2 separate regions of the Homo sapiens genome follow, and region 1 is linked to region 2. Evidence: chromatin loops called from intact Hi-C (ENCODE). Cell type or tissue: body of pancreas. All regions are shown on one strand. Each heading gives the region's core, and the rest is flanking DNA. Links, peaks and the distances in the headings are about the cores only. Region 1 overlaps FOXP1 (forkhead box P1). Region 2 overlaps FOXP1 (forkhead box P1).

Evidence for each region. Hi-C counts contacts between places; a loop is a spot of excess contacts. Peaks named below come from ENCODE experiments on the same cell type or tissue, not always from the same donor. Only the 100,000 strongest peaks of a DNase experiment are listed, where the experiment ranks them.
Region 1: a loop joins it to region 2, with 2.3 times the contacts of the local background. A loop is called at or near these places in 7 of 110 quality-filtered maps.

The regions. Positions count from the first base shown.
Region 1 is chr3:70,992,259-70,997,643 of GRCh38, forward strand. The region is part of intron 13 of FOXP1 (forkhead box P1); the gene reads right to left. Among named protein-coding and RNA genes, the nearest start is that of FOXP1-AS1, 290 kb to the right of the region's middle. In body of pancreas, for the core only: no CTCF peak of the experiment used is centred there; no DNase peak of the experiment used is centred there.
Region 2 is chr3:71,387,564-71,392,948 of GRCh38, forward strand. All of the region lies in intron 3 of FOXP1 (forkhead box P1), which reads right to left. Among named protein-coding and RNA genes, the nearest start is that of FOXP1-AS1, 100 kb to the left of the region's middle. RefSeq lists a silencer at 2,715-3,009 and an enhancer at 4,690-4,769. In body of pancreas, for the core only: no CTCF peak of the experiment used is centred there; a DNase peak (open chromatin) is centred at 2,428; H3K27ac peaks cover 2,126 bases.

The sequences.
Region 1 (5,385 bases), core at 196-5,195, 400 kb before region 2:
TGGCTGTATACGTTTCCTCAGTAGTTTCGTATACAATGATGATCCAAAGAGATTAACCCGATGTGGCCCAAGCATATCCAGTTACTTAGGCAGGGTATATCCAGTTACTTAGGCAGGGTATATCCAATAACACAGGTCTCTGACGTACATATGATGAAAAGAAGAAAAACAAGGGGGAGAAAAAGCAGTGACTAGAAGGAGCAGAACTCAAATTACTCTACCAAACTGAGCATTTATCAATTATTTTTGACCCACCTTGTCAAACTATGGCTTCAGAACTTAGTACCAGTGAAAAACTTTTAAATGAGTTCTTTCACACCAACTACCGCATTCAGGTGGTGGGCAATATATGGCTCATTGCACCCCAATCGAAGAATTTCCCTACTTTTATTGTACTCTGTCACCATCTTAACGTTCCTTACATGTTATTATTAAAGACTCTCTTGACATTTAAAGCAGACGCACACTAATACTAAGTCATAGTCTAGGAATTCTAATGCTCCCAGAGTAAGGCAGGATTTTAAATTATGAAAAATAAGTGTCGTGGTTTTCACAGAAGGACATGGAAGTGAGAAACCCAGAGACTCTCTCTCTTCTTTTTCTTGGCTCCAGTTACAAAGCACTGGCAATATGGAACTACCGTGCTGTTAGGACCTCTCTTTCCCCGACGTGCTCAGGGCTTGTGCAGGGCATATCAGGAGGCTCTGTGAGGCCGCTAGTATAGGAACTGTCCTGAGTATTGCCTCAAACAGGGTTAGACAGGGCCAAAGGGGGATACATTACAGATAATAAATTTGCTAAAGTCTAGGAGGCTGGTGTGATTACAAATAGCACCACTAATGGTACAGTAATCACATGTAAAGTTCGTACGGTAATTGATTTGTGTTAGGATTAATGTCTCCCTCTGCTACTGAAACTTGTGCACTTTTCTCCCTGCTGACATTTTCTTAGAGCTTACAATTCCTGGTGTAGATGATTTGGGAGATGTTGGAGTGATCCCAGTGTCACCGGACTCCAGCCTTGCCTTGCTACCATGGAATGCCCAGGACAGAGCTCCGCAAGGCAGAGTGGCATGGCCCCCAAAGCCGGGTTTTAAAACCAGTTCCTGCGTAGAGCCCAGCTGGGCCACAATGATCCTCTGGGTGGAAGCGTTAAGGCAGGATCCCACAATAAAAGGAGCACAGGCTACAAAGGCTGGGTTAACCTCCTGGGCTCTGCCCTTATTCGCCATTGGCATTAAACAAGTTAATCAGACCTCCTAAACTTCAGTTTCCTCATCTGGGAGGGATCCCTGCAAATTATTTCTTTGACTCTAAGAGGCCAGTGATAGTTAAAATAACCATGGATTTAGTAATACCTTCTCAAAGAATGAGAAGAAACATTACATTAAACACACTCATTAAATGTAAGACATATATTGATTTCCAAATGTTATATTTTTCTTTTAAAAAGTGACTCCTACCTGGGCACACTGGCCTGTAATCCCAGCACTCTGGGAGGCCGAGGCAGGCGGATCCCTTGAGCTCAGGAATTTGAGATCATGCTGGCCAACATGATGAAACCTGTCTCTACTAAAAATACAAAAATTAGCAGGGCATGGTGGCACATGCCTATAGTCCCAGCTACTTGGGAGACTGAGTCAGGAGAATCGCTTGAACCCGGGAGGTGGAAGTTGCAGTGAGCCGAGATCCTGCCACCTACACTCCAGCCTGGGCAACAGAGCAAAACTCCGTCTCAAAAGAAGAAAAAGAAAAAGAAAAAGAAAAAGAAAAAGAAAAAGAAAAAAAAGTGACTCTTAGAATCAAGGAAATAGGGTGGTGTGTACTCACAGAGGGACTGTGGGGATTCCAAGAAATTCGGGACATAAGGCACCTAGGACAGTGCCCTGGCATACAGCAGGAGCTCAACAGCTGGCCAGTCAAATGGTTTCCAAGCCAGATGAAATAATTACAAGCAGAAGATGGGGCATTCAATAGCTCTCTCCCACAGCTAGTGGAGTAGGGTGACCCAACTCCTCCCAGCTTGCCCAGGACTCTTCCAGTTTTGAAACTGAAAATCCCAACTCCCAGGAATCCCTTCAGTCCAAGAAAGTAAACTGGGACAGTTGGTCACCCTATTTCGTGTTAAACAGACAGATTAATTTTAAGAGCAATATATCCTTCCACTATCCTTTCTTCCTTATCCTACAATCTAGGCAACGTCTTCCATGGCTCCCTTGGCCTGGAATGTCCTTGCCAACAACCCTTTCCACTGTCACCTTCCCCAATCCCTCACCCCTTGCTTTTAGAAACTCTGCCTGGCAGGGAAGTTAAAGGCATCCTGGTCTTACCCTACTAGGTTGTGTATTACGGGAAGAGGCCACACCACCTTACTATCTGTATCCAGTGCTCCCTATATAATAGGTGCTTGGTAAGTAGTGACTGAATGGAATAAAATCATTAAAGAATACAAGGTACACACACCTCCACCCCCGTCGCCTGCCAGGCAGATCAACCTTGGTTTGGTTGATTCCTTTTTCCCTTGCCTGCTTTCAATATTCATTTTAAAGGGCCTAGAGGCTGAGGGGTTGTAGGGAGCCTGTCCTGAACCTGCCCCGATGACACATGATGAAAACATCAGGACATCTTCATCCATCAGAAAAAATATACAGCAGTTTAGCAATGTCACATGATCACAGAACAAATTAAAACCACTACATGTGATCAGAAATATGTATCTGTACCACTGTCTCAGCTTCCTAAGTGAAGTCAATTCTGTCAGATGTTTTTTGTATTTTTTTTTTTTCTGTCTGTGAAATCAGATGGTTTCCCCTTTTCCCCAAACGGAATTAAAATCCAACCACCACTGCAACTTTTTGTGACATCTCTTCTTTAGCTTAGAGGCTGGAAGAGTTCATATGAATGTCCCACCTAAGAGGACCCAAGTAATCTGGATTCATATGAATTTAAATCCCTAGGCCCACGGCCGGTGGACAGTGGGGGCCCAATATCGCGGAAGCTTCAAGTGTTTCCTTACAATCCTGGCCATGGCATTTCTCAGTGGGGAGTTCTTATCCTCAACAACTTTCTAGTTCCTGTGTCTCTGTCCCTCTGTCATGGTGGGGGTGGAGGGAAGACTGCACATTTCATAACCTGTATAAGATTATGTATACTGATTATGGGAACTTTGCTCCATTCCATTTCTAACTCATCTCATCTGTACATCATTCCAAAAGAATCTGTCAAAAAAGAACAGATGAAATCTTACTGCATTCCCTGATTTCAAAAAGCCATGTATGTCATCGACCCAAATGATTTTTATGGTGTCTGTCTCACTGTTAGGTGTCTATGTGTATAGTATAAGGAACTCACACACCTCTCAGGGTTTACACTTTTAGATCCCAGTTAATAGCTGGGGTCCACTGGTAAAATGTTTAAAAATTATAACTGTCTTTGCAATAATGAAATGCAGTAGGAAATGTTTGAAAAGGCTCAGAAGGCCCACTGAGATGTCTTCTTGACTCTTCTCCAAATAAGACCAGTAGAAGGTTGCAACAAGAGAATGGAATTAACCAACCCTTCCCTGTTAACAAGCTCTACATAAACATTCTTTCTACCGCTAAGAAAACATTCACCATATATTTTTACATCTTTCAACAATAATTTAACAAACATAGATGTACCTTGCCTTTTGTAATTGGTATTTCTATTGAAACTGTGGTTTCGTAAATCAAGTCATATTTTATTTTATGATTATTAATTTTCTTGAGATGGAGTTTTGCTCTTATTGCCCAGGCTGCAATGCAATGGCGCAATCTCGGGTCACTGCAACCTCCACCTCCCAGGTTCAAGCAATTCTCCTGCCTCAGCCGCCTGTGTAGCTGGGATTACAGGCATGTATCACTGTGCCTGGCTAATTTTGTGTTTTTAGAGATGGGGTAATCTCCATGTTGGTCAGGCTGGTCTCGAACTCCCGACCTTAGGTGATCTGCCCGCCTCAGCCTTCCAAAGTGCTGGTATTACAGGCGTGAGCCACCACGCCTGCCCGGCCTCAAGTCATATTTTAAATACACAGGGACAGGACAGCTGTCATGCACAGTGCTGATTAGACAGTCTAAATCAGTCTCCACAACCCATTGTCTTTATTTCTGCCCAGCTTCCTGAAATCTCACCAGTACAGCCTTGAAAGCTTTTCAGTTTAATTCAAGTTTGGTATTGTACAGATAGCTCTGTGAAGGGGAACATCTCCAGCCACTATCCCCTATGGCTAACAGTAGTTATTTTGGAAAAATTGCATCTTTTTCTTTAGGGAGGTTTGTCTGATAGATCAGAGACACAAGGGCCTTCCATTTTGGGTGAAAGTTTTCTGGGGTTTAGATTCAAGGAGGCTGTCTAGGTACACAGCACTTAAGTGACCTTCACCAGCTTTGGTTGCTTCTACAGCTACTGTGCCCTCTGAATTGTCCTGTGGAATCCTTTTATGATGACCCTCTAGGTTAGACATCCTGAACCTCCATCGATGTATATGGTAAGATTCAATCTGAGCTTACTGGGTTTGCTTTTACGATGGGGCACATGTGTGGTCTATCTCTACCACATGTGAACACTTACGTACCATGCTGAAGAGAGAGGTCTTGTGAGTCTGAGTGGCAGGGGAGATTTGTCCTCCTACTCTAATACAGTGATCATCCCCCTTTGGAAATTGATGAAAACTTAACTGCTCTTTCCTGTAGTGCTACGTGGGACAAATGTTTTTCAAGTTCAAGCTAATCAATGATAATTTTGTAACACACTGAGATACTTGGAGGTTCAGGTTTTTCCTGGACTGATAAATGCTTTAAGAAATACGAAATAGGCTTTGGGTCAGTAATGTGCAGGTAATCCCCTCTAAAGGAGGTGATGCACCAGTCAGTGGCTGAGAGAACAAGGGAGGGACGATGCCAACAGAAAACGGAAATAGGCTGTTTGACGACAAGCACATCTCTTTAAGTGTTCCTGCTGCTGGAGGGACCTGATTGCCCCAATAATTCAGGTTCTATGGGCACAATGACTGGTAGTCAAGTAAGTTAAAAAGTATGTTTCTAGACACTGGTATGTTAAGTGGCAAATGCAACAGCACAAACCTAGCAATGCTGAACTGCGGAGAAGGAGGAAGCCTATAAAGAATAGATTCGAGTATAACTGTACTGTGTCCCAAATGCCCCCATATGTGGTAGGTCTGCAACTCAAAGACTCTCAATCGAATCCTTGGTTAAGGCTTCTCTTAACTGTGTCTCAGGGCAAGGGTTCTTTAAATACTAAAAATTGCTAACATTTTCTTATCTATTTCATCTGATTGAGTGATAACTAATGGATATAACCTGCTTTGGCTTGGCCCCTTTCTAGCACTGAAACTCTCTTTTGAATA
Region 2 (5,385 bases), core at 78-5,077:
TAATATTGTCTGTAATCTGTCTCTTTGAATTCACATTGGTTTTTTTCCATAAAAATGTATCAACTTCTTGCTGTGCGTATGAACGAATGCATAACAATTCTTAAAAGCGATATATGCATGTGTGATGATTACACATTATAAACTCAATAACCACACCCATGTGTCATCTTCAAATGGTATTTATTAAGGACCCATGTGTTCATGCGGCATGACACAAACAAAGTCGTTGTTCAATCCAGCTTCTATTTATTTCAACGTCTAATGCTCTTAAGAGAATGGGTGGTTCTCTGTTATTGAAAAAAAGTTTGTAACTGTCAAAACAAGAAACTGACTTGGTTATAGTCAGAGGCTTACGATGCCAATACCAAACCAATGCCAGAACATATAATAAAAAGAAAAGTTCTGTCAATTTTTCCCGAAAGTCTGTTTCTATGCATTACCCATATATCCAGCCAATTCAAAAGGGATGAAAAGTAAAAATTCTCTGCTGTAATATAGCCAATGCAGCCAGTGGATTTCCTTTTCTAACTTTATTTTTTTTAATGTCCTGTAGACTCATCGTAAATCATTTCCAATCTAATTCTCTGGCTTCCCAATTTTAACTGTCGGCCTTATTTAAAGAATGGCCTCTATATTTAACAGATTCCATATCCATTCTGAGAGCTAGTAAGCTAAAAAAGATGTTCTAAATGCATCATTCAACTGCGTGACTTTTTAAGCAGCTTAAATGTTAAACGGCCCAATTGTCTTACCTAGCAGTGATTTGAAAACTATATAGATGGCTTTCTACTAATGAAGAAAATTATAGTTTAGTGCACGTTCCGCAGCTCGCCCTTCTAGGTTTCAGGTGAAATGTTTTTATAGCCGTGTATTCTCTAAATCTACCCGAACATGCATTACTTCATCAACATCAGAAAACATAAGAATTCAAAATTAACGTTAAGTACAAATTTTCCTTTTATCTGAAGATACACATTGTAACACCGGTTATTATTTTTTTAACCTGTTGACTATTAGGGCTTTTATTAAAATGAAAAATTAAATGAAGTTTCCTAAAGCACAAGGTAACACTTAGTTGCTTTCAAGGGTGCTCAAGGGAGAAAAAGGGAAGAAGAAAAAAACATAGTGGCAGTTACAACAAATTAACAACATATAATAAAAATGCCATAAACATGCGGCATACATAATAAATCTAATCAAGTCTACAAGGCGGACAGATAAAAATGATTAACTGCCACTATCCTTGAAAAGAAAAGAAAAATTTTGTCCCTAGCTATTCATCACAGCTAATGTTCTGACCCTAAATCTAACGTGTAGAGCGAATGGTCTTTATAGTAACACACTGTACCAAGTAGAATGGCCTTTTCACTTCCTATTTTATTTTCTGAGAAATCGAGATAACAAAAATGTCAGAGCTACTTTTTAACTAAAGGTGTGGCTTTGGGAGGATGTTAATAAAGGTTCTCAGAATCTTTATCTCTATCATTAGAAATTTTTAAATAACCAAAAAAAATTTAGTATTTGTGTACTGATAGGACAAAAATATTACATATCTTGAGGCAACATTCCATCACTTTTTATTGGCTGACTGCATTCATTTCCTGATTCCGATATGGTGCAAATTCAGTGAGGCCTCCAATCAATTAGGACTCCATATGCTATATCTGTAAGCGGCGGGGGGGGGGGGGGCCGGGGGGGGCGGGTTATAAATTTCACCTAAAGGAAATGTAGGAAAACTGAGGCTTTCCTACAAGGGAGGGTCTGTGGCTCACAAAGGCCTGCATCACTTTCATGAGCGACACCTGCGTTCCTCTTGGCACAGGATCATCTCGATAGGTAGCAGGTTTATGACTGCTTTGCTTTTATAAGTGCTGTTGCAGTAAGGGTTACCTGAAGTGAGGATGAACACAACGACGTGTACAAAACAAATATAATAAAATAAATTAAATAAGGTGGAAAAAAACTGAAGTGGTTCAAATGAACAAACTCCTACTTGCTCCTCAAAGAAAACACGAAGAGCTTTCAGAAACATCTCCTCTGAGAGATGCAAGAGAATATGAGTAAATTACAACAATTAAAAACCATTAAAGATAGAATAATTGAGAATACCTGTTTAGGTAACAATGACTTTCTTGAATGCCTCATAACAGAGGTTCTATTTTTAATCACTTTTTTTGCAAAAACTTGCATAATTTAATAATAATTGTGGATTTTTAATTTTTATACATCCACAAGAACATAAAGTGAAAACCATAAATTATACTGACTCCAGCTGTTAAATGTTGGCATTCTGTCTTTAAAAAAAAAAAAAAAAGTTCAAAAATCTGTTTCCTCAAACCAAGGAAATGTGGGAAAAGGCCATCCTGCCAGTGGAAACCTTCAGCAGCAGAAAGCTCAGGCTGCGGTTTCTTGCCGAGGCAGCAAACTCCACTGAAAGAGAAGTCGCTGCCAACTCAAATACTATTTGCTTTCACACCCAAGAACAAACTGTGTGCATGGCGAAGGCATCGAAGGGCTCGGAGCAGCTGGAGAGGACTGCAGAAAGGTAACAGTAGTGTCAGAGCTACTGTAAACTGGTTCTCACTTTTCTATCAGCAAGTTAGCATCCAGGAAAACAACGCAATGCCTTCACCTTGCATCCCAGCAGCCCTAAGTCAGGACCTGCTGTAACTCAAAACCTCCTCTTTCTAAGTCAACAAGCCAAGGGACTTTTCAGAAAAAGAAAAAATCACCCAGACAAAAGAAACACATACTTCAGCAGTGGGATTCTAAGGGCCAAGAGGTTCAGGCTTGAAATGGAGTCATGAGGAATTTCCATATCTCAGTGCGACATGCAACCCACCTTCTCTGTAAGCAGGAAATGCAAAGGAAGTGTTCACTGCAACTTTGTAAACCAAAGGCAGAAAGCTCTGCCAAAGCAAATATCCTTACTGCAAGGCTTCTGCTTAAAAGGTCCTGCAAGTTACAGTTGTGCCTCATGGATGGGCGTCAGTAAGGATGTGTGTGTGTGTGGTGGGGAGGGGGGTTGGGGGGGGCAGTCAAGAATTCTATAGGAAGAGAAAAACAATCCAAGTCTCCAAAAAGCGAAAGGTTTATTCCATGATGACATTCTGTTCCAGTTTCAAGTAAACAAAGGCCAACTTCTTGCAGACATGGCAACTTCTTGCAGACGTGGCCCAAGTTAAAAACGGTTAAATAAGAAAGATTTTAAAAGTTCCTTTGTGCATGCTGCTTTGAAATAAACAGTTCAAATTCTTGTGCAGTGCCGTGTAGTCAGGAAGAGATGAGCCCCCCATCTGAGACAAGCCTCACGTTATCAAACTCTGCCCTCCCCAGGCCTGGCCTGTTGCAAATCCAGAATTAAACACTGTTAATTATTTGCAGGCAAAATCCTTTTCAAAGTAAAAAATCAAATTGTTTGTTCAAAAACTCCTGCTCCATCTAAGTTCCCCCTCCCGCTGAACATCATTACTTCAAAGAGCTCACAAAAATGTCATGGCCTCCAAACATGTATATGAAGGAAATGATGAATCTGTATGAATGGAAGATCTAAGTATTCTCCACTTGTAATAATAACACTCACCTAAAACAAAAATATCACATATTTCCAATTCTAGATTGGACTTTGTCAGGTTTCAATATTAAGAGTCAATTTTATTGACTTCCTCCAGTTTAAATTTAGAAATCTTTTTCTTACTGTCTTAACCACCCATGCCTACTTGCCCCCACTACAAAAAGTTTCATGGTTTAGACATAGGTTGAAAAATCTGCCTAACTAAATAAACAAAGACTGCCTTTCTTTCCAAATAAAAATGAGTTTAAGAATTTGCCTACTGTTCCCCCAAGACACAATCATATAGCAAATTCTCCCACCTCCAAAATGATTGATGTGATGTCTTTCCTTTCTTTCATCATTCCCTACCTTGTCTGGTCGCTGGTGAAAACCAGGAAGCCACAGACACACACTTCGGTCTTTCGCTTGTGCGGGCCTCAATTCTCCAATGCCAGGTTGCTGCCAATGTCCTTGCAGCCAATGGTAAACAGGCCACAAGGTTCAAGTTAACTGCGGAGCGTTACTACACTGAACATCTGGTCATGAATGAACGGATTGCCCACTAACTCTCAGCATTGGGCAGCTGATGAAAAATTCAACATTTTCCTTGTTGGCACAGTTGTTTTGGAGAATTCTCTAGAGCTTCCTGAATTATATTAAGAAAATTTCACTGCAGCAATCTATATCTGTGAGAACAGCTGGTGTTGAAAGGGATCTGCTGCTCTCTCTCTGTGCTGGGGGACCTCATGTTGGATCAGGACACTTTTACTACATTTGTCCTTGAAAACTTAGCCTTCGTTCAGGGGTACAGGGTAAAGCAGGAAAGACAGCTCACGGATGCTGGATTCCACACAGACGAACATCTTAATTCAGAGTGAAAAATCTATTACTCAGTGAAGAAGGCATTAAGATCAAAACAGTTCATTAGAAATAGACCTGTCTCTGAATTTTCTTTAGAAAACATATCTAATCAAAATTATCGTTGGGTTATGATATCAGATTGGTCCTATCAGCATGGCACATTTCCTAAAGATTTTCAGTAGAAAATAATAGTCCTTTATAAAACTCAACTAGATGCAATGTGTCCAAACATTACTTTTTCACCACATAACTGATTTTAAACTCAGCAAAGTGTTTTATTAAACCTAAGGGTGAAACAATTAGAGCAAATCTGATGTAATATGTTACATTATACTCAGCACTGGAAGAGGTCACAGTGACAGAGGTGTCTGAGGCTTAAGAAAAGAAATTCTCTAAAAATATAACAGTCGCGTTTAAAGAAATTAACTTGTTAATGGATATATGTGATATATTACTATTCTTTTTGTTTAAAAAAAAGGAAGTGGTAAACTTAAGTCAAGCTAAATTTAGGCTATTATCTATGCAGCATAAATTTCACTTCTGTGTATAAATGCTAACTTGCATATTTCTCCATGGTAACTAAACTATGATTAAAACAACAGTGAAACCAGCCTTTAAAGCCACCTGTTTAACTAGGAACAACCTAATTTACAAAAATACTTAAACTTTGGAAATTTCATGGGCATCTATATCGTGCTCTTCCCAGTAGAAAGCTCACTTTTCCATGAACATATAATTGCAATGCACTTGGCCTAGGTCGCAATCATTCTTTTTTTAACTAGTGTAATTTTTTTCATGTATTGTTCACGCTAACCTAAGTGGTATTTAAGATTGTAAAGAATAAGACTGTAATAACTCTTTCCAAGAAGAAAGTTATTTTACCGTTTGGAAGGGATTAATTTACCTAGAAAGTATCTTCACATTTTACAAAAAGAACAAATGAAAAAAGTGAGAAAATTCCAAACTGAAAT